Linked DNA regions of Homo sapiens: regions 1, 2, 4, 5, 6 and 7 are each linked to region 3. The links are chromatin contacts, found by Hi-C or POLR2A ChIA-PET in ENCODE. All regions are on one chromosome and are shown on one strand. Each heading gives the region's core, a stretch centred on a gene start or an enhancer-like site at or near the end of the contact. The rest is flanking DNA. Distances are from core to core; before and after follow the strand shown. Region 1 has its middle 23 kb from the start of ZNF80. Region 2 holds the start of NAA50 (N-alpha-acetyltransferase 50, NatE catalytic subunit). Region 3 overlaps GAP43 (growth associated protein 43). Region 4 overlaps ZBTB20 (zinc finger and BTB domain containing 20). Region 5 holds the start of GRAMD1C (GRAM domain containing 1C). Region 6 holds the start of ZDHHC23 (zDHHC palmitoyltransferase 23). Region 7 holds the start of TIGIT (T cell immunoreceptor with Ig and ITIM domains).

Region 1 (3,617 bases), core at 687-3,186, 1.4 Mb before region 3:
GGGCCACTGCCCTTTGTGGAAGGAATTAGATTTGAGGAATTGGACTATCGATAGAAGGTGGCTGGGCAAGTGACGAATCAGAGTCAGGAGATGGTTCTGAGGAAAGAGACCTGGCTGCCCAGTACTGTGCCCCGTATCTGAGCCCCATTTCTAGTCAGGAAAGGTCTTTCATGGGGTGGGGCCAGCCAGGATGGTCCAGCCTACTTGCATCCTCCCCCAATTGGCATTCTAGGCAATTTCTTGAAAGGACATTCCTTGTCTTCTTCTCACACGGCTTGAGTGAGTACACTTTGTGCTAGGAGCAAGATCCAGCCCATCCCAGGCTGAGATCTCTTTCTGTCCTGGTTAGGAACAGGGGCCAAGAGAGGCTGCCATGGGAAACACATGGCTCAGCCTGAGATGAGCATTCTCAGCAGACTCTTACTTCCATTACAAGCAGCAGTAGTAGGAAGCAATGTTTTTGGAGAGCGTCCACTGCACTCTCCTTGGTCTTGCCAGTGAAGTGCAGGGGCGGGGACCAGCTCACCTTCACATTCCTGGCCATGAAGGTGAGAATGGATCCAGACAATAATGTGTTTTCATTTGTGGTTGCTTATCTTTTGTCTCCAACTGGCAAGCTGGAATGATGTTGGCACCACACGACAACAGCAGGGAGTCACAGCCTTTTCATAAATGCATGGAGAAATGAGGCATCAGCAGGTACAGGTTACAGTGACTCAGGTGGGGCACAGGAATTTCATGATTTTAAAAAAGGATTCCAGATTCTTCTGTTCTCCTTGCCAAAGGCTAGTCAATTTTCCCAGTTGCTTCTCTATTGCCCCCATCTTATTCAAAACTGCACAAATTCAAATGACCCCACTTCATCTAGACAAAAACGTAAAAAGAAAAGACAGTCAATCAAGATTCTGCTTGATTAACATCTTGGGAGAAGGCTAACATGAGTCTTCAGGGATGAAAATAAATGGCTCTGAGCCTGGGCTGTGGTCATAAACCTGACCTTGTCACTGCCTAAGCGAGGAAAGCAATGGAGGAAATTAGAGCTCTCGTTCCAGTGTGATTACAATTGTACCCTTAACAGGACATGACAATGTTTTTTGGCATTCAATTATGTTTTGCTATGCGTGCATGCATACACTCACACACTCACACACGCAGAGCTAGAATTGAAATCATCTCAAGTGAGAATTCTTGTGATGCATTTAAGGGGCCTGCATTTGACAAGTTGCTACCTAGTTATGGACTAAAATCTCACCAGGCACCCCCATAGCTTATCGCCTGTCATTTCAAAACAAAGACATCCTGCTTCCCCTTTCTGTGTCACACCTCATCGACTCATTCTCAGCAGACTCTTACTTTCATTACAAGCTCGGTGCCACCTCCCGGACTTTCATCAGATGAAAACTTGAAAGAAAAAAAAAACCCATTCCATGTTTTGACTTGGACTCTAGGTGTTGTTATTCTCTCAGTCCAGCTTGAGAAAAAAAAAAAAAAAAAGCCCACCCCACGAGGGGGCAGGCCTGCTTTCCTGTCTCCTGCCACCACACAGTCTCTGAAGTGTGTGAAGAAGAGAGGAAGAGACAATTAACACTCAGCACCAATCTGCATTTCCTTTTTAGCTGCCATTTACACGCTGCTCAGGTTTTGAAAACCAGCATTTCATGCTACTCCCTAGAGAGCCAGCACCAGCTTCAGCAGGATCCATCTGCACAGCACTCACATTGCTGAAATCTTCAGCCAACCCAGAATTCATTTATTTATTTTTTGAAAAAAAATGAGAGAGAGGAAGTGAGAGAGTACGAGTGAGAGAGCAAGCAAGCGGGTGAAAATAATAGATTAGAATCTGGTAATATTTAATGCGCACGCTTGACCAATCCCTGCGCTGGTCCAGGCAGGGGTGAGTCAGTGGAGTTTTTCTTTGATCATCTTCTAGATTAGTGTGAGCAGCGAGCGAATGAGCAAGAGCGTGTGACAACAGAGGATGACAGGCTGTGAGGTTCGAAGCAGGAAGGACACACTCCATAAGTCTCGGCACTGCTCATCAGCCCATGTGTCAGCACGCTCTTGCTGATGGGAGCAGCGGGGAGAAACGCCATACTGGGAAGTCACTGCTGGTGTGGGACAAGTTACAAGATGCTTCTGGGGGAGGAAAATGTGTATCATCAACTCCTCAGGTCTGGCCAACTTGCTTTATTTCCTTTAGCCCCCAAAGGGTGGAGCATTGAAGCATAATAGCTTCAATAAGCTTTGTTATTTTAACATTATTATTTTTTAAACTGAATTCACCACCACAGGAGGTCACAGAGTCAATGGTCACAGCTGGCTTTTAAAAAAGGGTTGAGTCACTTTGTGATTGATAAAACAGACTCAGCCTGAGATGAGGGCAATCAGGTTTCCTGCTTGAAGGCATCAGTTGATCACTACAGGGGTCGGAAAGAAGTGTTTTTCTTACGCAAGTTCTGGCATAATAGTCTAGGTGAATGCAAAAAAAAAAAAAGTTAGTCTTTTGATTTGTTTGTTTTTGTTTCTAAGAGAGAGCAGAGCTAAAAAGCCCATCCTTACCTCAGTAGACCAATGAGTGGTCTGATTCCATCTGGCTCTGCTGCTCAGATGGCAGTTGTGATGATAGTCATGCTACAGACACATTTACCAACTAAGCAGTGCAGACAGTACTCTGCATTGGCCCAGATTTACCTAGGAACAAGCACAGGTGTGCTCAGATAAGGAAAATACCTTAGGTCAGGAGGTGGGGTGAGCACATGGTTGTTAAAATAGAATTTAGTGAGTTAAAAAAAAAACCAGCAAACCAACACAAGACTCATAAGTACCCTATAGTATCTGCGGATGCCGTTACACGTCAAGTTAAACCACATCTTCTCAGGATACAGGGGTGTTTTGCAGCTCTCACATTAACACAGATGTGTAACGTGGGTTTCTCAGCCTATCAGAGATGGGGCAAGATAGGGTTATAATAAACAGCTTTTGTTTTTTTTGGCTCTGCCCTTACTAGGGGAGACTTCCAACCTTACCAATTCTCAAATAGTTCTTGGAGTCCCTGGTGAGAAGGATGCCCCTCTTCCACCATTCTGACTTAATGACACTGGAGCCACACTGCATGGGTTCAAATCCCAAACTCATTCCTCCACTCAAAATGTATTTAAGGGAGTGCCCACTGTGAACTTGACATTATTCTAGATGCTGAGGAAAGAGCCATTCCACATTTTCCTGTAATTTTGGTTCTAGTGAAGGTGTAGAAATGCAAATAAATAAACAAGTAAATGTATAATATTTCAGATAGAATATTATAGAGATGCTGTGGAGGGAACAAAAGCCTACTTGAGATGTCTTCAACAGAAGACAAGAAGAATGAGAGAGAGAGTAAGAACAACCATTTTAAGAAGTTTGCTGCAAGGGGGAAAGAAATGGAGTCGTTTGACTTAGGAGTGGAATCCCAGGGAAATTTCTTGTTGCTGTTGTTGTTTGTGGTTTTGATTGGAGAAATAGCATCACGTTATTCTGATCCATGTTATTAATTATTCTCACATTATTCTAGTTCTGATTCAGTAGAGAAGGAAAATAGATGATGCTAAAGCAATGTCCTTGGGTGGCGTGAGGGGTTG
Region 2 (4,208 bases), core at 1,322-3,821, 1.9 Mb before region 3:
TTAAAGGTTTACAGTAAAGAACACAATTCTAAGCTCCCAATCATAAGAAGTAATAGGAACTTCACTGGCATAGTTACTGGCATAAAGGTACAGATTCAATAGTTGTAAGTTTCCTCTAAATTCGGCCAGTTATTTCTAGGGATCTGCCTTCATCAGGTTACATGTAAATACCCATTTTAAACAGAGATAATTGCTCCATGAATATATTAATTCAAGGTAGATTGTGAATAATATGACTGTTCAGCTTCATTTCTATCGCCAAGTTATGTATCAGAAAGAACATCACAGCCTATGGAGACTGAACTAGATTGAAGATTTTGGATCTAAACATACAGAATAATTTCCTGGCAACCCCTTCGTAAATCCATGGCAATTTCAACACTGGGAACTCTTCAGCCTCATTTTTCTTACTTAACAGAACATGACAAACAAGTACTGAGTGCCTGACAATGAGTACAAAAATGAGTAAGAGTCAGCAACCATGTTCAAGAAGTGCAGTATATGCCGCGTTCAGTGGCTCACACCTGTAATCCCAGCACTTTGGGAGGCAGAGGTGGGTGGATCGCTTGAGCTCAGGAGTTTGAGACCAGCCTGGCCAACATAGTCAGACCCCCGTCTCTACAAAATATACAAAAAATTAGCAAGGCGTGGTGGTGCGCGCCTGAGGTCCCACCGACTCGGAAGGCTGAGGCGGGAGGATTGCTTGAGCTGGGGAGGCAAAGGTTGCAGTGGGCCGAGATAGCGCCACTGCACTCCAGCCTGGGCAACAGAGCCAGACCCTGCCTCATTAAAAAAAAAAAAATGAAAAGAACAAAACAAAAGGAGTGCAGTATAGCAGAAAAACAACATTCTCCAAATATGTTGGATTGTATCTGAAATAGCCAAACTTCCAAGATCATGATTCAAGTGGAGCAAATACTTCCTATACCCGTCAATTATATTTCCCTAACTGGAACTCTTTACAACTTGATGTGAAACAATGCAGGTACTGTGAATAGTTCATGGTTCTTAAACTTTAAAGATTATTAGTACAAAACATACAATTCAACATTAGAATAAATATCCAGTATTTAAAGGAAAATTAAAGTAAGGAAACATGTTACAGACCTAAGACCAAATTAAACTTTCTTGGAATCTCTTCAGGAACCTCAAATACCGATACACAGAGGTAATATTTAGGTCCTTGTTTGGGGCAGTATGAGATTACGTTGAAAGTGACTTTTATTTCATCCTCAAAAGTGCTATTGAATAGTTGGAATGACTTCGTTAACTTAAAACATAGTTACGACTTCTTAATCGACTTACAACAACAAACTATGGCATCGCAGAGAGCTTTTTAACGTTTATGAGCTTCATCTCTTTGAGGGTAAAGACAAGCTCCAAAACGGCTTGAGACAATGCTTCGGAAAAATGTTACGTAATTAATACATTAAAACTATACAACTTAATGGTAAGGAGACATTTCATAAAAACTTAACCAGTCGATCCAAAATAATTCCTAATTTTACGTAAGAGGCAAACGGTGAAAGACCGAACATTAACTTTGCCAATCACCTGAAAGGAGCAGCGTGGTAGAACTACCCAGGACCGCCTCAGCACTCAGGGGCAATAGTGAACTACTGAAGCAACAGCTCCACCTACTGATCCACCCTATACTTCCTTAAATATGTTGGCACCCCAAGTCTACAGTGATCGCGCTCTCTCCCCCTCCTCCACTCGCTGTGACCCAACCCAAATCTAGTTGAGTCACTAGCTCTTAATACTCATCCCCGTGCTCTTTATTCCAATTTCTTCTTCCTCCAGAAGGTTCTGCACAGCTCCCAAGCGTGAATTAAACTGAAAGGTGTCAAACACCGCAGTTCCAGAGTTGAGTCTGGAGGTGGAAGACAACCAAACCACTCCACCTGGAGCTGCGGGCCGGCGTGGCTCAGCGGTCCGCTCCCGGGAAGGAGGCCCCGGGCGCTTCACAATAGCCTTTCCATGTTGCCCCACTCGGTCGCTTCTCCCCACTCAACAACCCACACTCGTCTCCGAACCGAAACCCTGAAGCCCCCCGGGTCTTGCCTCCGCTGGCCCTTCAGCCCGCCAACAGCCCGAGCCTCGCCTCCGCCCCCTCCGGGAGCCGAGGGAACTGAGAAGCAGAGAAATCTCCCTCCGCCCGTCTTCGCCCTGAATCTCTCCTCGCCTTTGCGGCTCTCCCCCTCTACATGGGCCCGGACCCTTCTACCCCACCGGCCGGGCCCTGCCCGGCTGCCCTTCCTCACCCTTTCATCTTCCCCGCCTGCTGAGGCCGTCGTTACCACCGATATCAACGCCGTCGTAGTCGCCGCCCTTAGGTCTCCGCACCCTTAGCTCGGGCCACTCAACCCCGCAAGCCGGCCTCCTAGCCTGGGCAGGGAGCTGTGCGAGCAACGAAGGCCGCGAGAGTCGAGTGAGGGCTTGAGTCTGGTGGGGGCGGGAGTGTCTCCCGCCGCCGCGCTTGTGCCGCCGCTTCTCCACACGTGCACTCGGGTCTCTCGGCTCCCTCCCGCCGCTGCCGCCAGCCAGACCCGCTGCCGCGCTGTGACCTTTCACCCCGCCCCTCGCGCGCCGGCGCGCCGCCGCCTCACGCGCAGCCGCACTGCTCGCCTCCGCGCACCCTGCCCCCTCCACTCCGGAACCTCCATCTTTCTCCTGGACTGGGCCTTCTGGGGTCATGCTCCTCCCTCCCACCCGCTTACGACACTGCTTGTGGGGCTGGCTCGGTAGGCCCTGGCGGTAAAATCCAGATTTTTCCACCCCTCCCTCTCTTGTCCCATATCCGCAAGATAGTTTTTCTCAGCCCCGTTCTTCCCAGTTTGTGGTCTCCAGAGTGACCTTCAAACGCTGTTGCCTCCTAGTAGGGTTTTATAAAGTTAGTTCTTCTAAATGTAAAGAAATCTGTGGAAAGCTCAAGTTTAAGTTAGGTGTTTTAAAACAAACGTAGTTAACAATCGGCCAGATAGATTGGCTACCCTCCAGCACGCCTCAAGTTTTAAGATCACGTGATTGGCCCAAACCTCAGAGCCTGGAATTTTACCGGCGGACTCCAGAGGGACGGAACGCCACCGCCATTTCCTGTCCCTCGATTGTGGCGTGAACGTCACTTCCTTAGCAATGCGCTTTAACTCTTGCTGTCCACATTTTCCACATTGTACTTTATAACATACTCTTTGTGAAAATTTATCTTTTATTTCTTTAATCCAAGAAAATTAATATTCAAGGGATCCGTAAAAATTCAGGCCCCCCGAGATGTAGAGCGCTGGGATGGAGGAGGCAGGGCGGAGCTCGACGTCATGTGACTGGTTGGGCCCGCCCCCCCCCCCCCCCCCAACCTGTGCAGCTGAGGACTTCCCCTCCGTGGTGACAGCCTCTGGGTCCTCGGTCGGTACAGTCTCTGCACCTCGCGCCCCAGCAGGTGAGCGGCGACCGGTAACTGGCGAGTGGTGGGGATAGAGGGGGTGGAAGGAGGCAGAGGAAGGAGAGAAGGGAGAGTGTGAACGGCGACTTTTCTGCCTGAGGCTTCCTCCCCGCTGTCACCCTGCACCGGCAAGGAGCTCATTTCTCCTTAACCCCCGCTCCCCCAAGTGTGGTCGTTCCCGCTACTTGGGGATTCAGATGTCCACCTTTCCCAGGGTTGGAAGTGAGTGCGGCCATTATGGTTCCCTACTCAGAGCCTTTGGGGCTTCGGGTAGCAGATTGTTTCAGCCATTTCACAGGGTCTGCAGTAGACATTAGGTCCCATTCCTTAAAGCCCATTCTTTGGCAAAGGTCCTCACTGTCCTTACCCTCAGCTCAGGGCTGAGGAGCGGGGAGGTAGCAAAAACCCTGGAGGCAGAGGCGTCTCCGGTGAGACAGGCTTGGGAGGGACTGTCACTGATACGGCCCTCACTGCAGAGTCACTGTGAAGCTTCCCTCCGAATGTGCTTTCTCAGTGATTCTAAGGATTTTATCTGACATACCTGCAGGGAAGGTTCCGTAGATGTTCACGTGCTTCGGATGGGACTAGAAAAGTAAAAGAAGGGCTTTTACTTTTTCTTCTCTGCAGAGAGGACAGTTGAAGGAATACTGTCTTCAAAACAGGAGGTGTTAGTAATGCGACAGTCTCGATTGAATGAGGAGGCGTTGAAAGATGGTATTGTGGTGTTGTGGTGTGCAGGAGGCCCAGGCTGGTTTAGGGAAGAGTGAGT
Region 3 (3,654 bases), core at 384-2,883:
GGTGAGTTGCTTAGGTCTAAGGAGAAAGACTGCTTAGGTGTGTGTTCACCCCCAGGACGAAGAAAGGAACACTGGGTGAGATTTTGTTCAACTACCCATAGTTACCACCAGATGGTGAAACTGATCCCGGGCCTCTTGGGTATTGATCAGTTTATGGGGAGATGGGGAGAAGACTATCTTTCACTTGTTAATTCATTAATTTCTTTCGCAAATATTTTTTCAGTACCTGCTAAGTCCCACGGACTATGCTAGGAGCTGCTGTTAAAATGACAAACCAGATAAGGTCACTGCCCTTAATCAACTTACAGTTGGGTGAGAAGCTATCAGGTACAAGTATGGCCCTAGAACAAATTAGTCTTTTCTAGTTAATAATCTTATGTGATGAGATTTGGCCTTGCTCCTTTGGTGACTTGCCTCAAGGAGCCCCAGGCAAAACCAATGTAACATATATTAATAATATATGAAATAATATATTTTGTAGACACAATTGCCTTATGTTGTCCAGGCTAGCCTCGAACTCCTGAGCTCAAGCAATCCTCCCCACCTCTGCCTCCCAAAGTTCTGGGATTACAGACGTGAGCCGCCGTACCCAGCCAAAAATGTTTATTTTGATTAGATGACTGGTATTAATCTGATTAACCAAAGAGACAAGGTATTACTAAATTCCTCATCCCTGGTAACATTTCCATGTTAGCTGTTTTCTATTTGTTTTTTCTTTTCCACAATGGTGCGGCCTAGAAACAGTTAACCTTCTTCGGGGTATTACATACCTTAGACATATAAAAAAGCTATGAGCATTCAACACTGAAATAATCATATAAACCAAACATACTGCACACTACTTCAGGGATACTCTGAAGCCCATCCTTAGACCCCAGACTCAAACAAAACAAAATACGATGTAAAGAACTGACACAAATCATCAGAGTTTAGAGAACAACGTGACGGGCAGCAGAGGAGAGGAGAGGGTTGAAGCAAACTTTTTTGGTTTTTTTTTCCTAAGTAGGGCTGGTTCTGGCTTGTCTTCCTTCTCCCCACTTTGCTTCTTACTCTTGGGCTTACAAACTGCCTGGTTTCCCTTCTCCAAGTCAGGGCTTCGTTTCTCTGCCTTGGCCTTCCTACCCCACCTTCTGCGTTCTGACTCCATGAGGCCCTTTTCGCGTCTCATTTTCTGCCTTCTTTAGGCGTTCCCTCGGCGGCTCTGCAGTGTGATCTCATCTCTTTGTTTCTCCCCGGCTGCCGTCAGTCACCGGCTCTCTGCGCCCCCACCCGCGCGGGCTCGCGGCCGTGCTGCGGGCGTGGCCTCAGCCGCTGAGACCCTGGGGACCGCAGGGCGTGGCGCGGCCTCCGCCCGCTGCACGGAGAGCCCCCCAGAGGCAGCGACACGGCGCTTGGGGTCCGCGGGGCTCCTCCTCCAACTCCGCAGACCTCCGGGGAGGCCTCTTGCTCCCCGAACACCCGGGAGTTCGCTTTCATTTTTAACGAATCTCCACAATCTCTTGTTTGGGAGATAATTGCTTCTTTCAGGGGCTTGGAGAACAAAAGCGTCAGCCCAGGGCCCCAGGTCTCTCCGCGGGAGGAGGGCACCCAGGGGCGATGCGCCGGGCTCTCTCCTTCGCCCTTCTTGGCCCGCTCGCCTTCAGCTCCCACCCGCAGCAGCAACCGCAGCCTGCTTCCGGGGACTGAGCAGCCCTGGGTCAGCCAAGGTTAAGCAGCGGGTGGGGAAGAGGAGAGAAAGCTGGGTCAATTGGAAGTAACCTTCTTGTACCGCCCACTTTTTCCTTGCTTGGAGGCGGCAAAAAGCACTTTAGCATTCTTCGGGCTGTTTGCGCCTCTTTCTCTAACAGGGCCAGGGGAGTGGAAGAGCGGCCGGCAGGAAGGTTTCTTTGTCAGCAAAAGCGGACCTTTGGAAACTAAACAGCAATGCTCTGTCTTTAGAAGACAGCACAGGAAGGAACAAACAGCTGAGGAGTGAAGGCCAGAGACCCCATTTGGAAAACAATGGCCTTTCATGATTATTACTATTTTTAAAAAGTTTTCTAGGCTTTTTCATTTGAACTTTCCATTTCTCACTATGAAATGCAGGTTCTATAGACAATTGCACACAAGTTTCTTTTTCGGGGGGGAGGGTAAACGAAGCAGGTGGAAAGAAGTGAGATGATTGTAGACGTGGCCAAATTTAGACTTGGTGTGAGATTTCCTCTTCGCTTGGAAACACATGGCACCAGCATGCATTTGTTCATTCATTCAATAATGTGAATGAACATTAAACACTACGATGTGATGGGCTTTGTCACAGGCTGTAAGTGGCTTCAGGTCCACATGAAAGGAGAGCGAAAAATTAAAATAAAATATTAGAGAGAGAGAAAAGGGAAGAGGGGCAAGGTGTCAGGCAGCAAGCTTCTTAGGGTCAGAATGGGTCCCCATCCCTAAAAGCTGATGACTGAAGAGACCCACGAGGGTAGACGAGCTGTAGAGAGACAATACTGCATCTGCCAGTGATGAGTGTAGGAAGCTCATGAGGGTTAGAACCTTCCCTCTCTGTTTTCTGACCTCTTTTTCTTTTTAAATAGGTTGAAGCCAACTGTGGTAGAGGATAACAGTGATTCGCGTATCTTATTTATTTATTTTTAGCAGCCCCCTCCCCCGCAACTAGGACAGTGAGTTCCATTCAGATTTTCAACACAGCTAAAAACTTGGCTTTAAAACTTGTGAAGGGAGACATTTCTTTAGAATCTTTCACTTTTTTCATCGCAGAGGCTTTGGGGGAATGTTTAGCTTTTTGCTGAATCATGAAGGGTTTGTTACTGCATTCTGAGAGGGTAGGAATTAGATGCCTAAAGGATGGTGTCTGCTTTCCTGTTGAGGTGGTTTATTTAACAGTTCATAGAGGCATGCAGGTCAAGTCATCCTTAACTGTACAGAGTCAAGGGTATTGCCACATGGGAGGCTGGCCAGCGGAGAAGTTTGGTGCTCTCTCAGTTTGGAGATCCTCATGTTGTATACATATTCCAAAATTCCCAGTAATTATGTACCTATAATTATATACCTATAAATACCATTCCAGATACTAGAATAAGATCACAGATAACTTCTTAGATGTTTCTTTTCTAGAGAAATAGGGAAACAGAACATATATACATTTGCACACAATTCAAACTTACACTTTGAATGTTTGTCTTAAATCTCCTAGTCAACTCCCTTAATGTACAGACAAAGAAACAGATCCAGAGAAGTGAAGAGACTTTCATAAAGTTGGAGTCAGGTTGGGATATGTCAGGCCTGGCCTTCTTGCTGCTGATTATTTCTCTGAATTTTATAATAGAGGCACCTCTGAAACTGTCTGAAACTTTTCATTTAAAGAGATATTCAAAAAGAACTGTAGATTTCTCAGAACGGGTGTGTTTAGTCTGAGTGTTGTGGGCCAGTATATTTCATCATTGAATGTGCAAAAGATTTGTTAAAATGGAGATATTGGTTCAGTGGGCCTGGGCGGGGTGACAGTCTGCATTGCCAGCCCAAACTGCCCTTAGTGGTGCAGATGTTGCTGGTCCACATGTGGAACGGCTAGGCTGTAGACAGCATCTGTCCTCCTTGCCTTTCCTTCTTGCTGAGGGAACAGCCCTGGGGATTTAAGAAGCCCTTTTTGTTTCT
Region 4 (3,640 bases), core at 773-3,272, 1.3 Mb before region 3:
GGGCATGGGAGTGAGAAAACTGAATCCTGAATTCCAGGCCACCAAACCCTCAGAGTCCATTCATTCAGTATATTATACTAGAGTGGCATTCTACTTCAATGCTTGAGATGGGCAAGAGCAATCAATTCCTACAGATTACCAAAAAACATTCCCCCCAACAGTCTATTGGTTTGCTAGACATGGTAAACAACCCACTCCTGGAAAGACTTTGGCAAAGGCCACATTGGTTTCAGGAGACACAGTTTGTGAATTACGATGATATCTTGTGAGTACAGGCAGAATTAGGAAGCTTTAGTTTGAGAATAAAATTTATGTGTGTGTGTGTGTGTGTGTGTGTGTGTGTGCACACTGCATTGCATAGAGGAAAGGAATGAAGACCTTTGAGCTATGGGATGGCTCAGGCCAAAGTTTGTGTGGGCTTTGCCTGCCTGGCATTGGTCCCCACCCCTGCCACCTCCAGGAGACCTGGGGAGACGCCCTGGACTGCTGCTCCCTCTTGTCTGCTCACCAGTTGAAGACTTCTGTTATACCTTATTATGGAGGAAAACAGCCTGTCCCTGTGGGTTTGCTGTGGATTCAACAAGCTGCATTTGTTTCTCCCAATTCTGAAACATTACAAAAAGCAACAGAGTGGGCAGGTGACTGCTTCCTGGGAAGGGAGCCACAAGTCTTAAACACAATGGTGGGAAGAGGCAACTGTATCTATGCACGAGGACCTCTGCCTGTGTGTGCTTCCTTTGGGGGGCACACACACTTCCAGATGACAATAAGTATATACACAAACACACACATGTGCACACATGTCAATAAATCCAATAGAACTGTAGAGTTTGTTAAATGCACTCTACTCCACATAAGCATATTCAAGTTTCTCATGAAACGGATACATAGAAATTACTGATGGTTGGGCTCCTTCAGAATGCCCTAAAGTCTCATCACAGATACTGATGCACCCAACTAAGGCAACAAAGCATAAGCAGATACGTGAGATATGTCAGACCTTCGACTTCTAACCAGAAGTTCAAAAATGTATCTTGTTGTCACTGGGCAATATGAATGTGAAACAGTTTTGTGCTGAGGGAAGCTCACACTGTGTGTGCACATGTATAAATAATGTATACTCATTTATAGACATTTTGGACAGCAGCGGTGACATACTGGATGGGTTAAGACTCTTTCATTATTAGAATCTACATATAAATTGCAATGAGTTTGCTGGGTAAAAACAACTGTTGCAACACTAGTAGAAACAGATGCCCCCAAGGTTTTTTTTTTTTTTTTTTTTTTTTTCTCTCTTGGATGTATCAAAATCTCATTGAGGCATTCTAAACCAAAGAAACCTCTGAATTTGAAACAGGGTTAGTAGGGACTTTTATACCCAGCTGGGCATCCCAGAAGCCTGGACTCTCAGGACTGTGGCTAGATTTTGCCCATGATCTGTAGATTATGCTCTTGCACCGGAGACTTGAAAGTTATGAGTTTGCATTCAAACAAAGAACCACCAGATAAAACAGATGTTCTCTAAAACTGAGGAAAAAAAGTTTAGAGATATACACTGTATAGAGAAAGAAAGCTTTTTGCTGGATTGTTCTCCTTGTTAAGGAAATGTTTAAAACTAGTACTCCCGGGCACCTGTGATTGCATTTTATAGGATTCTATTTAGTAATATGATGTCTATTTTACATTCAGCCCCAACCTACGTCACTGAAATAGAATAGGAAATAGCAGCCACTATCTGAGAGTACCCAGTTCTAGGAAAGTTTGGTGCCTCCTCAAGAAGTCACTATTTCCATAGTCCTCAATCATGAATAGGGCTTGTTTTTGTGATAATGTAACTATTAAACAGCAAGAAATGCCTATAACTTCAGAGCCTTCTCATTTCTATATCTTTTATCCTCTTCCCAGGGCTTTCTGATTTAAGGCAATAATGCTACACTATAAGTAGCCTTTTGTGAAAATACCTTAATTGAGGTCACTTAAGATTAGATTTCAGTCTGAAAGTCTACAGTTTACGGAGCAAAAGGTGGAGCCTAAAGAAACCACTGGCAGGTGTTTTAGTCAGTGGTGTGGAAAGATAATGTTTCTTGTTTCAACCCAGGGCATTTTTACCCATCATGCAGTGAGGAGAAAATACATAGTTCTGAAAAAGAACCCACACTAGGTAGCCCTAATTTTCTATCTCTTCACTCTAAAAAGGATGGAAACAAGCCCTACTGTTCCATAACCATTCCCAGGGATCGGCTAAGGTACATTGCTGACTGCTATAGACTCAGTGTTCAAGGAGAAAAAAATCTTCAGAGACTTAGAAAACTCTTTGCAATATTTTGGTCAGGCTGATCGTCTTGATACTCAGTGCTAGAAATGATGCTTTGGATTAGTAGTTTCCACATTCTGAATTTATAGGAACACTGAGTCACCACAGCCTTTTTTCTTGTAAAGGTTTAAGTGATATCAGAAATAGCAACTCTACACGGAAAGCCCTTGGGAATATGAAAATACTCTCTCTCAAGAGCAAGGGCTCTTCCGTGCCCCTTTTCTGCCTCTGTATGTAGCCTGAGCACCAGGGTAGAGATTGCTTTTGAAAGTTTGCCCCATGTAATCTATTTCCTGGCTACCTAAGAGAACAGCCGTTTTCTTCATGAAAACACAAAGAGGGGAAAGAGGCTGCTGCTGTTCCAGTGGGAAGTTATGTCTAGCCCCAGAAGGCCTGGTGGCTGGGTCAGCTCAAGCACTCTCTTCATGCACTGCAGGCTCAGGAGGCATTGGGTTGCTTTGCTTTTTCTATGGAATTAGGGAGCCTATTGAAATTCTAGTGCACCCCTCCTTTTGTTTGTCACCAAGTCACATGGTTCTGTCTTCAGTATCCTATTTTTCTTTTTTTTTAATTTCTTTTTCTGAGGAACAAAATTGGCCATTTAAATAAAGTTCTTTTCTAGTGAGTAAAGAGGTTTCTCAGAGCCAGAAATCACTGAAAAGAGAGTCTGTCGACCCTGCCCATGGAAAAGCCCAGAGATTTCTCTAACCACTTCTTGCCAAACTTCCTAGTTTTGTGATTGGATGTTTCTTGGTTTAGCATTGTTTGGTGCTGAATACATTTTGCAATTCTTTTGTTCTCTGCCCTAGAGCTTCCATTACCCTGGACTTCAACTCATTACCAAATTAAAGAATTCTTTTAGAAGATTTCTTTTAAGAGTCAGGTCACAACAGAAAGGGCGCCCTCCTGTTCTCCTAAATCTCAAGGGCATCTCAGGTTGTGTCTGCTCTTACGTTGCACCTTCCTTTTGTTCCCTTTTAATGCAGCAGCACACTGGCTATAGCAGAGGCAGACCTGATTTGATTATCTGATACCTTTTCCACAAAATCATATATCCCCTGCTCCCAGCCCCAACTAATCAAATAACATCTTCTAGAACAACAGAGGAAAGCTCCAGAATGGGTGTATATCCTGTGACTCCTGGCCAGATCCACCTTGCTCCCTGTCTTCCTAGGGGTCACAGGTGTTGGGAGCATTGTGGAGGAGCCCCAACAAGGAAGCAACATATGGCTTTATTATGTTTTCTCAGGAATCGAAGGGGTTTTATAAGGGGCATATCTCATTTTTGACTTCTGTGCTGAGAGAAAATATTGAGTTTTGGGCGCA
Region 5 (4,017 bases), core at 284-2,783, 1.8 Mb before region 3:
AGCCACTGTGCCTGGCTTAGAATGTCTTTTTTATAGCTGTTTGGTTGGGAACTCTGAACCCCAAATATCTGAGACAGGCCTCAGTTAATTTAGAAAATTTATTTTGTGAAGGTTAAGGACACACCTGTGACACAGTCTCAGGAAGTCCCAATGACATGTGTCCAAGGTGGTTGGGGTACAGCTTGCTTTTATATATTTTGGGCAGACCTAATACATCAATCAATACATGTAAGATTTACATTGTTTCAATCTGGAAGGGGAGACAGCTCCAAGGCGAGAAGGAGGAACTTTCAGGTCATTGGTACATAAAAAAATTTTCTGATTTGCAATTGGTTGAAAGCGTTATTATTGACTGGGAGCTGTGGCTTGCACGTGTAATCCCAGCACTTTGGGAGGCCGAAGGGGGCAGACTGCTTGAGTCCAGGAGTTCGAGACCAGTCTGGGCAACATGGCGAAACCCTGTCTCAAAAAACAAACAAACAAACAAACAAACAAACAAACAAAGTAGTTAAGCATGGTGGCACACGCCAGTAGTCCCAGCTACTCGAGAGGCTGAGGTGGGAGGATTGGTTGAGTCCGGGAGGTGGAGGTTGCAGTGAGCAGAGATTGCGCCACCGCACTCCAGCTGGTCTAATAGAGCCAGAACCTGTCTCAAAAGAAAAAGAGAAAAAAGAGTTATTATCAGTAGAAAGGAATGTCTGGGTTAGGATAAGGGGTTGTGGATACCAAGGTTTTATCATGCAGATGCAGCCTCCAAGTAGCAGGTGTCCGAGGCAATAGATGATAAATATTTCTTCTCAGACTTAAGGTCTGTGTTGATGTTAATGAGGCATGTCCAATCCCCTCTTTCATCATGGCCTGAACTAGATTTTCAGGTTAAATTTGGAACGCTCTTGGCCAAGAGGAGGGGTCCATTTAGATGGCTGGGGGTGGGCCTCGGCATTTTATTTTTGGTTTACAGAACCAAGAATCTGCAATACGTACAGCAGTTAATCAGTAACTTCAATCCTTTATTGGAAGGAACAAGAGTTTCCTGGCCGGGGGCGGTGGCTGACGCCTGTAATCCCAGCACTTTGGGAGGCCAAGGCCAGCGGATTGCCTGAGGTGGGGAGTTCGAGACCAGCCTGACCCACATGGTGAAACCTTGTCTCTACTAAAAATACAAAAATTATCCGGGCGTGGTGGCAGGCGCCTGTAACCACAGCTACTCGGGAGGCTGAGGCAGGAGAATCGCTTGAACTGGGAGGCGGAGGTTGCAGTTAGCCGAGACGGGGCCTTGGCACTCCATCCAGCCTGAGGAATGAGAGCGAAACTCCGTCTCAAAAAAAAAAAAAAAAAGTTTCCGAGCAATTCACCTTTTCGCACATTGGGGCAGGGTATGCCATTTCCTGGGAGGCACAGTAGTTTGAGGTTGGGAATAGGGAAGTCTCATTGTGACCCCTAGAAAGACAAGCCTTCAGGCTAACCCGGTAACACCCATCGTCAGGAATCCTTCACGGCCGCCAGAGGGCGCAAGGAGCTGCGGCTGGAAGTACTCGGAGGGCCGGCGGAGGAGGCGCGCGGAGCCTGTAACTCGCAGCGCGCGCTGGAGGTGGGCGCGGGGCGGTGCGGTGCGGTGCGCGCGGGGCGGTGCCGCGGCGGCGGAGGGAGCCGCGATGGAGGGCGCTCCGACTGTCCGTCAGGTAAGCCGCGGGCCTCGCTGGGGCAGGTTCCCATCTGTGGCTTTAGCCTACTTTTTCTCACGGTGATTGCTTGAACCTTCTCAGATTACAGTTAATCCCTCCCTTCCCTTTTCTTCGTGCTCTTTGGAGTAATACGGAAAGTTGTTACCGAGGAAACGGTTTCCTGTGCCTCTGCGAGCCCTTTCCCTACGGGCGGTGGTGGGGACATTTGCTTCCCTGTGGGCGTTGAGGGCTTGAATTTGGTCCCGAAATGTCCTGGTGCGGATGTCTCAGCCCCAGGCCCCCTTGGGTCAGGCCCCATGGTCGTGATTCTGACCCACTGTCAACGTTTTTTCCAGCCTTGCCCCCTTCCTTTCATTCTCAGCCCTGTTGTAAAGGTCCGGATAGTTTAAATCACTGTGCTGTCAGCCAAGTTTTTGATTTCAACTAGTCTAGTTTTATTTGTTTACTACCTTATTTGACAAAACGGAAAGCGTGCTTATTAATATTCAGGATGAAACCCCGCTTTTGTTGGACGGGCGCCTGCGTTTCTGAACACCATCCTCCTTCTACATTGGTTTGTGTGTATGTATTTTACTTTTAGAGAACTGCGGTCAGTGCTATATCTTCTGAAGAGCGTTATAGTTTACAGATTAGTGGAGGTACACAAATAATTGTTGAATGAACAGATGAATGAGTGTTATTTCACTTGATTTGAAAAACATTACTATGAAATAGTCAAGCTGGATATTCATGAACCCAATCAGTCACTGATTCAGTTATGTCCCTGGCACTGGGTGTTCGGGATTAGATGGTGATTAACACAGACATGATCCCTGCTCTCAATAAGCTTATTGTCTAGACTAGAGATAAAATTATTTCCTCTATTGTAGAGTTAAGGAACAGATGTACAGAGATTGACTTTGCTAAGGACCACACAGCTAATAAGTCAGAGAGACAGGAATCTACTGTAGCCACCCCAGAAAGCCAGAATGGACCCCCATCCCAAATTTGATTCAGGTGTAGAAACTGATGATGCCACACACACACCATGAGGTTGGAGTAGAAACTGATGATGCCACACACACACCCTGAGGTTGGAGTGCAGTGGCGCAATCTCGGCTCACTGCAAGCTCTGCCTCCCGGGTTCACGCCATTCTTCTGCCTCAGACTCCCCAGTAGCTGGAACTACAGGCGCCCGCCACCACGCCCGGCTAATTTTTTGTGTTTTTAGTAGAGACGGGGTTTCACCGTGTTAGCCAGGATGGTCTTGAACTCCTGACCTCATGATCCGCCCGCCTCGGCCTCCCAAAGTACTGGGATAACAGGCTTGAGCCACCACCGCGCCCGGCCCTGAAAAAGTCTTTTACTTACATAATTAAGGTCTCCAGGGAGAGCAAGGCAGGCCTCTCAAGCAGCACTAAAATGGCTTAAGAGAGCCTCAGGAAAAAACTGGCTCCAGGTCTTTTTTTCACCCTTGATGTTTGATGACTGACCTGCACCATTTGAATTTGAATTTGAATTTAAGTCAGCCATTGTGGCCCAGTGCAGTGGCTCATGCCTGTAATTCTAGCACTTTGGGAGGCCAAGGCAGAAAGAAGTATCGCTTGAGGACAGGAATTTGAGACCAGCCTGGGCAACAAAGCAAGACCCTGTATCTACCAAAATAAAAAAAAAAAAGAAAGAAAAATTAACTGGGCATGGTTGTGTGGCGCCTGTGGTCCTAGCTATTTGGGAGGCTGAGATAGGAAGATCACTTGAGCACAGGAGGTTGAGACTGCAGTGACCCCTGTTTGTGCCATTGCACTCCAGCCTGGGTGACAGAGACCAAATTATTTTCAGAAATTTAACCAAGGTGGTAGGCCTTACACTATGTGTGGCACAATAGCCCATCCTCCTTTTGTGAGCTCCTTTGTGAGTATGTCAAAAGACTGTCCTCAGGGGAGGATGTCATCAATGGAATGTTATACTTGTGCTCCTGGAGAAAATTTGATGCAGTTAAGATCTTTCCTGTAAAGGCTGTGTATGATGGCAAGACTGCGTACTCTATGGTTAGCCTGGTAAAGAGATGTTATGTCTCTCTGGAGGTGAAGACCAACTATGGCTGAGGAGGTGTTGAAAGAGACACTGAACAGAACATATTAGCCAAATCTATCACAGCAAAATATTTACTAGTTGTGGACTGGATAGTCAGTAATTTCAACAATGTTGAGTATAGGGGCCTTCCTGGGTAAAATGACATCATCGAGGATGCAGTAATGAACCATGAGGTACCATTCATTCTTACCAAATTTAACAGGCCAAATTGGGCTGTTAAATGGAGAAGCAGTAGGGATAATTACTTTCACAAAGTACT
Region 6 (4,214 bases), core at 170-2,669, 1.7 Mb before region 3:
GTTAGGGAAAGTTGAAGTGTTTTACTGTTTTGTCTCTTGAGCCCTTTCTCTGGGGAAAAAATACATATCCATCTATCTATCTATATATAAACTGTGTATACATTCTTACTGTTTGAACAACTATTGCCTTTAATTAAATGTTTCATTTTTCTCCAGAGTCCCCAAAGCCACATGGCATTATTATAGTCATTTTTGAGATGCCTGTAGAGAATGAAAGTATTGACTCCGTTAGAGGGAAAATGGGTTTCTCTGGGTGAATTCCAACGAAGCATACCTAGGGGTAACAGTGAACCTACCTGGGTTTGTTTTGTTTTGGTAAGGATTTATGTAGTGTCTGGCTGTAAGCAAGAATGAGTGGATTATAAACTTGAAGATTTCTCTGTTAAAGTCACAAAAATGATCGACAAACAATATTTTTGTGATGTTTATTTAAACGTTGTATTTTATAACATACTTCAAGGAAGAGTATCGAAGTAAGTTGCTTTATAAATTAAGACTAAATTCGTATGGATGCAGAATTCAATTAATAAAATTTGAGCCTGTTACGTAAATTGAATATTAATAAAATTGAAAATTTCTGAGTTGTAGTTTTTCTTCTTTTTCTACTTAAAAACAAAACTAGAAAGCCTGCGGTAGTGAAACGTGTACATGGGCCCACACTCTTTAAAGAAATTTTGTGCAATAATAAAACCCAAAAAGGACTCTCATCTCAGGGCAGTTTCATCTCAAATACACAGACGACTGGAACAAAAGTACTAGCGAGGCCTGCTGGTCCAATGTAAAGGCTGCTAGCCAGAAATCATGAAACGAACAGGTTGCTAAATGAACAGATCCGGCAGCAGTGATGGGCCTTTAAGAGAAGGTCAGCGAAACTGGGGGAGGTACTTGGATAACATTTTGCGGTGGAAAGCTCCCTCACCGCCTGTTGCCGGAGTCTGAATGAAGGCTGGCGGCTCCACGGTCTCACGTAGTTCGGAAATCCTCCGGGTTCCCGGGTTTCCCGTATTTCCGTCTCCGCACCTCGTCCGCACCCCGGGGCTCCGGAGGCTGTCCCACCGGCGCGCCGCCCGCAGGCACCGGCGGCGCCCGGCTGCCGCCTCTGGGGCGGGGCGGGGCGTGGCGTGGCGGGGCAGGCCGGAGGTGCGGGACCCACCTCCTGCCCCTGCCTCCTGGACGCGCTCTCGGGAGCCGATTTTCCCCTTCCCGGCGCCAGGGCCGCGGGCCAGGAGGAGGAGCCTCGCCCGCGGGCACCGCGGGGAGGCGGGCGGCGCACGTGCGGACAGGCGGGGAACCCCGGCGCCGGGGGCGGGGCACCCGGAAGCGCGCGTGGACCTGGCGCACCGAGCCGGGCGGGCGGAGGGGCGGTTGGGACGGCGCGGGGAGGCGGGCGCGCCGCCCGGGCCGCGGCGGGCTGTGGTCACAGGTGGGCGGCTGCGGCGAGGGAGCGGCCGAGCGGAGCCCGGGTCCCGGAGACTCCTGCCGTCACGCCCGGGGCTCCGCGTAGCAGAGATCGGGAGACGCGTCTGTGCCTCCGGGGAAGCCGACCCATCTCCCCTCCGCCTCTTTGGCTGCAGTTGCACCTCCGGCCAGAGGGCAGGTAACTTCCCTTCCAAGGTCATTCTCCTGGCGGGGTGGTGCGCGAGGCCCGCCCACGTCCTCCGGATTGGCGGGGGCGGGAGAGGCGCACCCTGCAAGGGGCCCGACCAGTTGGGCTGGACCGCGACCCCTGAGCACTGCCAGGGAGCCTGGTGTGTCAGCCGCTGCTAGCGGGCATATGCTTCGCCTTTCCCTATAGCCCCGAGGCTGAGTTCCCACCAGCGCCCAGGCTTGGAGCGGAGACCGCTCGGCCCTCCCAGCCTGCACCCGCAGGTGAGCGCAACCGCCCGCGCCCCGGCTGTCCCGGACGCGTGGTCGGCTGTCGCCATAGGAACGGCTGGTGCCCAGACGGCGCCTGCCCAGGCTGGGAAGGGGCGGTGAAGGCAGCTCAGACCTCCAAGAACCCTGGAGCCCCCTGTGTGGCCAGGCGGAGCCACAGAAGCCTGATGAAAACGGGACCCCCTCCCCCTCTCTCTTCTCATTTTTGATTGCTCAGGCGTTGGAGGTTAAGCAGAGAGAGAGAGGCGTGGACCTATTTACGAGATGTAAGTTGTGTTCTTTCCACCTTTACCTTCTGAGGGCTTCTTACGCCTCATGGTGACAGGTGCAAATCATGACACAGAAGGGCAGTATGAAGCCTGTGAAGAAAAAGAAAACCGAAGAACCTGAATTGGAGCCCCTGTGCTGCTGCGAGTACATAGATCGGAATGGGGAAAAGAACCACGTGGCTACTTGTTTGTGTGATTGTCAAGATCTGGATGAAGGGTGTGATCGGTAAGAACAGAGCATTTCTTGACGCTGGCCCCATCACCCTTCTGAGAACTGCCATGTGTACTTTCAACCTAGCCACCCAGAATGCTAGAATTTGCTCTTGATTCTATTTCCAAGCATCTAAAATGAGAGTTGGCTTCTGTGTCAAGTGTGAGGATTTTAGAAAGATGGATTACGCAGTAGTGCACAGCTGTCTGTCTGCTCTGTTTTATAGGATATTATTTTTCGTTTAAAGAGAGATGAGGGAGAGAACAGGCAGTTTAAAGGGATAGTAGGCAAGTTAGTATAAAATAAAATGCAAGCCAGCAGAATCTGTAAGTTTAAAATGAACACAATAGTTCCAGAAAGTTCCTGCCTTCTCAGAGGTCTCAGCATTTAGAGACTGACTACTTGGGACTGGGTGGCACCTGACCACAGAGGGCCTTGTGGGTTGAAATTTCATTTTCCTGCTGTTAGTACTGGTCTTGCCCCTTGTTTCTGGGGAGGAACTCCAGCCAGAAGGCATGTATCTCCCCTGGATTCACAGTTTTCAGTGCGACCAGCAACACTCTTGATTGATCATACTGTATTTGGCTTTTATTTTCCAAGTGATGGAAATTACTATCCAAAAAGAGAATTTTTAACATCACTGAAAAAATTTGGTGTCGGACAGTGAATAATCTGGTTTTAATCCATTTTCTGAGTAATTATATATTTAAAAATCACTGTCAATGGAAGTCATAATGTGGGAAGGATAGGGATGTTGGAAACTTGCTTTTCCCATTAATAATTATTTCTGGTTAAAAAAGTCATTGCAACTGCCAATTTGTTGACTTAGAACTTGATACATTAATACAGCCATGAAAAGCATTCCCTGGGGTCTGCAGTCTAGTACCAGCCTTGACTATTAAAAACCCAGTGAACCCTTTGTCGTTCTTACTTGACAGTGTACTGTGTAGTCTTTTTTATGGATGTCTTTGAATATAGGTTCTTTAGATTTAGTCTGAAATCTATACTGAGAAAATAGAGCACTTTGCACTAATGAATGGAGAAATGATGCTGTTTCCATAACCACCATCACTCAAGACCGCAGCTCTTCCATTAACCTTGCTAACTCTTCCTCCCTCCTAGCCCTGGAGACCTTGGCTGTCCCCTGAGGCATCTCCTCTGCTCTCTCTGTACCCCTCTCCTCTGTGTTTCCACCGTGCCTGCTGCTCTGTATGATTCCCAATTAGTTATCTCTAAGTTCTAGTCTTACCTTTAAAAATTGTCTAAAATCAAAGTTACCTTTCCTTAAACTCTACCTTTTCTTACTAGCCTGTCTTAATTTGTTCAGGCTGCTATGATAAAATAAATACCTGAGACTGGGTAATTTGTAAACAATATACATCTATTGCTCACAGTTCTAGAGGCTCAGAAATCCAAGATCAAGGCACTGGCAGATTCAGTGTCTGGTGAGGGCCCTTTTCCTCATAGATGACACCTTCTTGGTGTGTCATGACATGGCAGAAGGGGTGAATAAGCTCATAGGGCTCTATTATAAGGGCACAAGTCTCATTCATGAGGGCTGTGCCTTCATGACCTAATCACCTCCTTAAGGTCTCACCTCTGAATACTATTGCATTGGGAATGAGGTTTCAACATAATGAACTTTGGAGGGACACAGATACTTCCTGGCTCCCTAAAATTTATGTCCTTCTCACATGCAAAATACACTGATTTCATCCTAATAGCCCCAAAAGTCTTAGCTCATCCCAGTGTCAATTCAGAAGTCTAAGTCCAGAGTCTGGTCTGAATATCATCATCCAAATCAGATATGGATGAGTTTCAAGATACGATTCATCCTGAGACAAGTTCTCCTCCACATG
Region 7 (4,218 bases), core at 1,693-4,192, 1.4 Mb before region 3:
CTGCTGCTGCCGCAGGATGTTGCCCTTGATTCTAGGCAGAGACAGGAGGCATCAGACAGCTGTGACAGCCATGGAGCTCCCCTACCACTTCTGAGCCAGAGGGAAGACTTTGGAGAAGCAGAAGCCCAAAGACACTGCTGGGAGATTGGTCTGTGCTCTGGGAGAACCCTAGGTTGTGTTTCCCGTGTACAAGCCACCGATCTTGTGGAAGGTACCACCACTCCCAGCCCCGCTTGGCTGAGGGCTGCGGGCCACAGGTTTTCAGGACCGTGCTTGTGGTTGGAGGCTGTGGACTCAAGTGCGGCTGGCCCGGGACTTTCACAGGGCGCAGGGCGGGCTAGGGGAAGGCCCAGCTGTGAACTGATAAGGGGGTTTTACAGTCTAGGCCAGCACTTCTTCCCCTTTCACGGGCAAACGTGACATTCTTTTTCAGCACCTGTACTCACCCAGCTGCATCAAGGCGGACCAGACTTGTCCAACTCACAGCCCCAAAAGTCAGGGCAGAATAAAGCACAGTGGCTGATTTTAGCATTTTTAAAATAGAAATGTGAGTCAGCACCTGATGGACCTCACAGATCCCTGCTATGCCACGAGGGCTGCTGACTGGCCTTAAAAGCTCAGGGTGGCCCGGGGAGCTCTCAGAGCAGGCCTGCTTCTCACAGCTGAGCCGCTCAGTGCTGGGGGCTGGTGTTGAGTGGGTGGGAACCAGCCAGGTTCCCCGTGGAGTCTGTGCAGGAGGCTCTGGAGGGTCTGGGGTAGATTCCCTGGGGAGAGACTTCTGTCATTTGCTTTCCTCCAAGGCAGCCTCAGGGTCTAGCTGGCAAGTGGTCACTTTCCTGCAGAAACATGCTATCCTCCTGTTCTATCAGATAAGGAGGGCAGAATGAAGAGGTTGGGTGGAACCCTGGCCTTGGAGTCTGGAGACTAGGATTTTACTCTTGACAAAGCACATTATATAGATAGGGATATTGTCCTCCAATTTTCCTTTCACTTCCTTAATTAATATTGTTATCAATACTACTGTTGATGTATTGAACTCCTGCCATCTTCCAGGCACTGTGCTGAACACTTCACCAAACACTAGAGAATTAAATCCTCACAACCCTATGAAAGAGGTACTCTTATTCCTATATGCACATGGGGAAACTGAGCCTTCAGGAGGTTGAGAAAGTTTTCCAAGGTCACCAAACAGGATGACTTTGGACCCAGTCTGTTAATCATCCCCCTCTAGAGCACCATTGATCAAAATGGACTTGACCATATTCCTCTTTGGACTGGTTACTTAGCAAAAAACAGAAAAATTATTTAACAATTGTTTAAAACCACCTCTAAGTTTCTCTGGATATCTCATTATATAAGAGAGGTCTCACCTCTTTGGCTCCCACCCAGCTCAACTATGGAAACACAGGCTGTAAATTTTTATAGCCCAAATCCTAGTGTCCACCACTTTCTGTGCTCTAGTCCCACTAGCTGCTCTTGGCCCTGCCACTCCTGGCTCCCCGGCCTTAGTGAGTTTGGGAAACATCCCTCCAGTTCAACCTTGGCACCTTCCCTTGGACACACATTAGGTATTATTTCTCCTTCAGCTGAAGGCTTTGTAGCTATTGAAAGGCAAGGCATCTCTTGATGTGAGCCTTGAAGGACAGGTTGCTTTGGGTAGGCAGAGAGAAGCTGGTAAGGCGTATATTGTCTAAGGGTCTGGAGGTGGGGTATAAGGGGTATACAAGTCATAGAGTTGGGGATAGGCAGAACCCAGAGAGGGGAGAAAACTGGCCTGAGATAGAAGACCTTGCAAGGGAGAAGGAGGGTAGGAGCCTGGATGGTGTGAAATGCTAGAGGTGCATGGCTGGAATGGAGGGGGTGGGGCACCAGGCTTCAGATGCTTCTGGGTGCAGATGCAGATTTTCAGGATGTACAACATGGAGCATCCCCAAGGCAACTGTGTTGAGAGCCTGCGAGGCAGGTGAATGTGGATCTTCTACCCCCTCTCCTGACTGAGTTCACCAAGGAACAAGCTTTGTAAACTATTTGAGGGTAGGGGCTGTGATTATTTACTCTCATATCCTCAGAGCCTGGTGTTGAGGTTGGTGCTTTGTAGGCACCCAGGGACTTTCAAATGAATGAAGGGAGGGAGGGAGGAAAGAAGGATGGGTCCATAGTAGGACCTGGTGATGGGCTGGGAGCTCCAGGCAAATGTCAACCAATCCCTCTCCTGGGTCAGCTCCCAGGGGCTCACCCTTCTTTGCATTTCCAGCTCTCATGAGGTCATTGTGCACAGGAAAGCTCTCTCCTCTAATCTCCTCTGATCCTACTGCACCAGAGAAATCAAGCCAGAATTCAATAAAGTCTCAGTCCAGATAAACAAGACAAAAGAAATAAGATTCGAGTAGAAGATCTCCTTCAAGGGAAAGTTGCTGTGTTTGTCCAAGACCTTTGTCCCATCCATGTATCATCCCCCAAGTAAACACTTCTTGTTCACCTGTTCATTAGATTTCAAGTGCAGTCCCTGGCCTGTAAGTCCCTACAATGATAAGCTTCTCTTATCATTGCACATTCTTCATCAGGAGGATGCCAGAGGAGCTCAGCCAACAGTTCCTCATCAGTAGCAGATTCTTCAGAATCTTGGGCACTACACAGATGCCCTTGAGCTCTTTGAATAAAGGCTGATTTTTAGAAAAAACATTAAGACAGAACTTAAAAACAATAGATTGACTATAATCCAAAGACGAGTGTACCTCTAACCACAATTTTCATTTATTTTTAAATGTTTCCTTCATGGCCTTTCTTGTGGCTCACCCTATGCAGTTTGTGTATTTGTTGACAACTTTATGTGTTTTTAATATGGTTTTTGCCAAACTTGGTTTTTCCGAGACCGTCTTTTCTCAGAGGCTCAGTTTTACCGTCCTATCTGCAGTCGGCTACTTTCAGTGGCAGAAGAGGCCACATCTGCTTCCTGTAGGCCCTCTGGGCAGAAGCATGCGCTGGTGTCTCCTCCTGATCTGGGCCCAGGGGCTGAGGCAGGCTCCCCTCGCCTCAGGTAAGGCCTGAAACCCAGCAGAGCAGCAGGGAGGAAAAACAAGGCTAAGCTTGGTTGGAGACTTGGGTGCTTGTGTAGGGAAGACTCCAAGAGCATGCCACAGCTGCTTGAGAGAAAGAAATTGCAACTTTTAGAGTCCTGTGTACTCTTATTTAAGAAAGGACAATCTCTGAGAATGAGGTGGGGTTCTGTTTTTGGTGGCAGATGAAGGACTTTGCAGACTTCCGGGGTTGGAGGAGCCTGACTGGCCAGCACAAGAAGGAGCAGGAGAAGAAGAAGGGCTGGGCAGGAGGCATTGCCAGTTTGCTTTTAGAAGCTCATTCCTGCTCCAGCTTCTTTTCTGTTGCCTTTCAGGAACTTTCCAGGAAAACATTATAAGTTCTCTGTGAATTGAAAATGTCTTTTTCACAGATTCCAGAGGTTCTACCACTAGAGACTGATTTTTTGTTAAATTTATTTCTTCTATATTAAAAATCAGAGTCAAATATTTCTGAGGGAGGGGAACACAAATATTTAAAAACTGTGGTATAAATTAGTTTTTATGTTGCCTTCTGAACTATCTGAGGATGGAGATGTGCCCAGGGTTGCTGGGGAGAGGTTAAGTGCTGAGAGGGTGGTTATGCCTGGGAGAAGCAGGGTTTCCTGCTAAGCTTCCTTTGCTATTGGATTTCTTGGCTTTCCTGAAGGTTTTTTCAGGCACTGCAAATGACAATCAACCAAACAGCAAGGTTTTATTTCAAAGGATAATGCATCCAGCATAGAACTAGGCCGCAGGAAGAAACATAAAAACAAAACAAAATAAAAACAGAAGAGGTGGTATCAGCTGACAAGGGCTTATATTCTAAGTGGGTAGACAAAATAGGCCTACGAAAATAACAAGCTGGCCATGAAGCTACATAGCAGAATATGCGAGGGGGCAACGTGCTAAGTTGTGTAGTCATAAGCCAGGCATTTAGTAAGGTGCTAATTATACAATACAGGCAGTGAATGTGAAAGGAAAAGGGAGGTTGAGATGGGCTGAGGTCTTCTAGGAGGCGGGGAGGGAGTGCAGCCTTGACAAGCCTCCCTGTGGGCGAGGTGTAAAGAGGGGCAGAAGTCAGCTCTGGAAGCATAGGGCAGTGGGTGGGGAGGAGATGGGCTGGGCTGGGCTGGAGTAGAGATGTGTGGAGAAGGGTGAGAAG

What was found. Hi-C counts contacts between places; a loop is a spot of excess contacts on that map. ChIA-PET counts read pairs that join two places held with the same protein, here RNA polymerase II (POLR2A). Pooled maps may share reads with other maps.
Region 1: a loop to region 3 is called in a map of endothelial cell of umbilical vein, with 5 times the contacts of the local background. The contact joins two enhancer-like sites. A Hi-C loop is called at or near these places in 1 of 168 maps with a recorded cell type or tissue (endothelial cell of umbilical vein), 11 of 37 single-sample maps with no recorded cell type and 10 of 50 pooled maps. POLR2A ChIA-PET finds 5 or more read pairs at or near these places in 1 of 52 experiments (naive thymus-derived CD8-positive, alpha-beta T cell).
Region 2: a map of CD8-positive, alpha-beta T cell shows a loop between it and region 3 (15-fold over the local background). The contact joins the promoter of NAA50 here to the enhancer-like site in region 3. A Hi-C loop is called at or near these places in 2 of 168 maps with a recorded cell type or tissue (CD8-positive, alpha-beta T cell and naive thymus-derived CD4-positive, alpha-beta T cell), 3 of 37 single-sample maps with no recorded cell type and 18 of 50 pooled maps. POLR2A ChIA-PET finds 5 or more read pairs at or near these places in 1 of 52 experiments (PC-9).
Region 4: a map with no recorded cell type shows a loop between it and region 3 (2.5-fold over the local background). The contact joins two enhancer-like sites. A Hi-C loop is called at or near these places in 3 of 37 single-sample maps with no recorded cell type and 3 of 50 pooled maps.
Region 5: a loop to region 3 is called in a map with no recorded cell type, with 4 times the contacts of the local background. The contact joins the promoter of GRAMD1C here to the enhancer-like site in region 3. A Hi-C loop is called at or near these places in 6 of 37 single-sample maps with no recorded cell type and 1 of 50 pooled maps.
Region 6: a loop to region 3 is called in a map of ascending aorta, with 7 times the contacts of the local background. The contact joins the promoter of ZDHHC23 here to the enhancer-like site in region 3. A Hi-C loop is called at or near these places in 2 of 168 maps with a recorded cell type or tissue (CD8-positive, alpha-beta T cell and ascending aorta) and 7 of 50 pooled maps.
Region 7: a pooled map shows a loop between it and region 3 (5-fold over the local background). The contact joins the promoter of TIGIT here to the enhancer-like site in region 3. A Hi-C loop is called at or near these places in 3 of 37 single-sample maps with no recorded cell type and 2 of 50 pooled maps.

Annotation. Positions count from the first base shown.
Region 1 is chr3:114,212,380-114,215,996 of GRCh38, forward strand. No RefSeq gene overlaps it. Among named protein-coding and RNA genes, the nearest start is that of ZNF80, 23 kb to the right of the region's middle. RefSeq lists an enhancer at 1,357-2,030. Within about 2 kb of position 1,937, at least 12 of the 41 ENCODE cell types and tissues checked have a DNase peak (open chromatin) inside an H3K27ac peak, as active enhancers do; they include endothelial cell of umbilical vein, where a contact is called at or near this core.
Region 2 is chr3:113,743,678-113,747,885 of GRCh38, forward strand. It overlaps NAA50 (N-alpha-acetyltransferase 50, NatE catalytic subunit), which reads right to left and starts at 2,572. Exons shown (of 5, transcript NM_025146.4): 1 at 2,265-2,572. The coding sequence starts at 2,272. It overlaps ATP6V1A (ATPase H+ transporting V1 subunit A), which reads left to right and starts at 3,358. Exons shown (of 15, transcript NM_001690.4): 1 at 3,358-3,436. RefSeq lists enhancers at 1,416-2,152, 1,756-1,905, 2,153-2,888, 2,889-3,624, 2,946-3,315 and a silencer at 2,476-2,595.
Region 3 is chr3:115,657,263-115,660,916 of GRCh38, forward strand. The region is part of intron 1 of GAP43 (growth associated protein 43); the gene reads left to right. Among named protein-coding and RNA genes, the nearest start is that of GAP43, 36 kb to the left of the region's middle. RefSeq lists enhancers at 529-1,401, 1,402-2,273 and silencers at 1,195-1,424, 1,605-1,674. Within about 2 kb of position 1,634, at least 35 of the 41 ENCODE cell types and tissues checked have a DNase peak (open chromatin) inside an H3K27ac peak, as active enhancers do; they include CD8-positive, alpha-beta T cell, ascending aorta and endothelial cell of umbilical vein, where a contact is called at or near this core.
Region 4 is chr3:114,330,794-114,334,433 of GRCh38, forward strand. ZBTB20 (zinc finger and BTB domain containing 20) reads right to left here. Exons shown (of 12, transcript NM_001348800.3): 12 at 1-3,640. Among named protein-coding and RNA genes, the nearest start is that of MIR568, 16 kb to the left of the region's middle. Within about 2 kb of position 2,023, at least 4 of the 41 ENCODE cell types and tissues checked have a DNase peak (open chromatin) inside an H3K27ac peak, as active enhancers do.
Region 5 is chr3:113,837,255-113,841,271 of GRCh38, forward strand. GRAMD1C (GRAM domain containing 1C) reads left to right here and starts at 1,534. Exons shown (of 18, transcript NM_017577.5): 1 at 1,534-1,682. The coding sequence starts at 1,656. RefSeq lists a silencer at 1,547-1,746.
Region 6 is chr3:113,946,594-113,950,807 of GRCh38, forward strand. It overlaps ZDHHC23 (zDHHC palmitoyltransferase 23), which reads left to right and starts at 1,420. Exons shown (of 5, transcript NM_001320466.2): 1 at 1,420-1,597; 2 at 2,093-2,370. The coding sequence starts at 2,210. It overlaps GRAMD1C (GRAM domain containing 1C), which reads left to right. Exons shown (of 18, transcript NM_017577.5): 18 at 1-581. RefSeq lists an enhancer at 838-1,338 and silencers at 1,053-1,552, 1,903-2,002.
Region 7 is chr3:114,291,086-114,295,303 of GRCh38, forward strand. It overlaps TIGIT (T cell immunoreceptor with Ig and ITIM domains), which reads left to right and starts at 2,943. Exons shown (of 4, transcript NM_173799.4): 1 at 2,943-3,037. The coding sequence starts at 2,977. RefSeq lists enhancers at 1-198, 62-301, 199-1,141.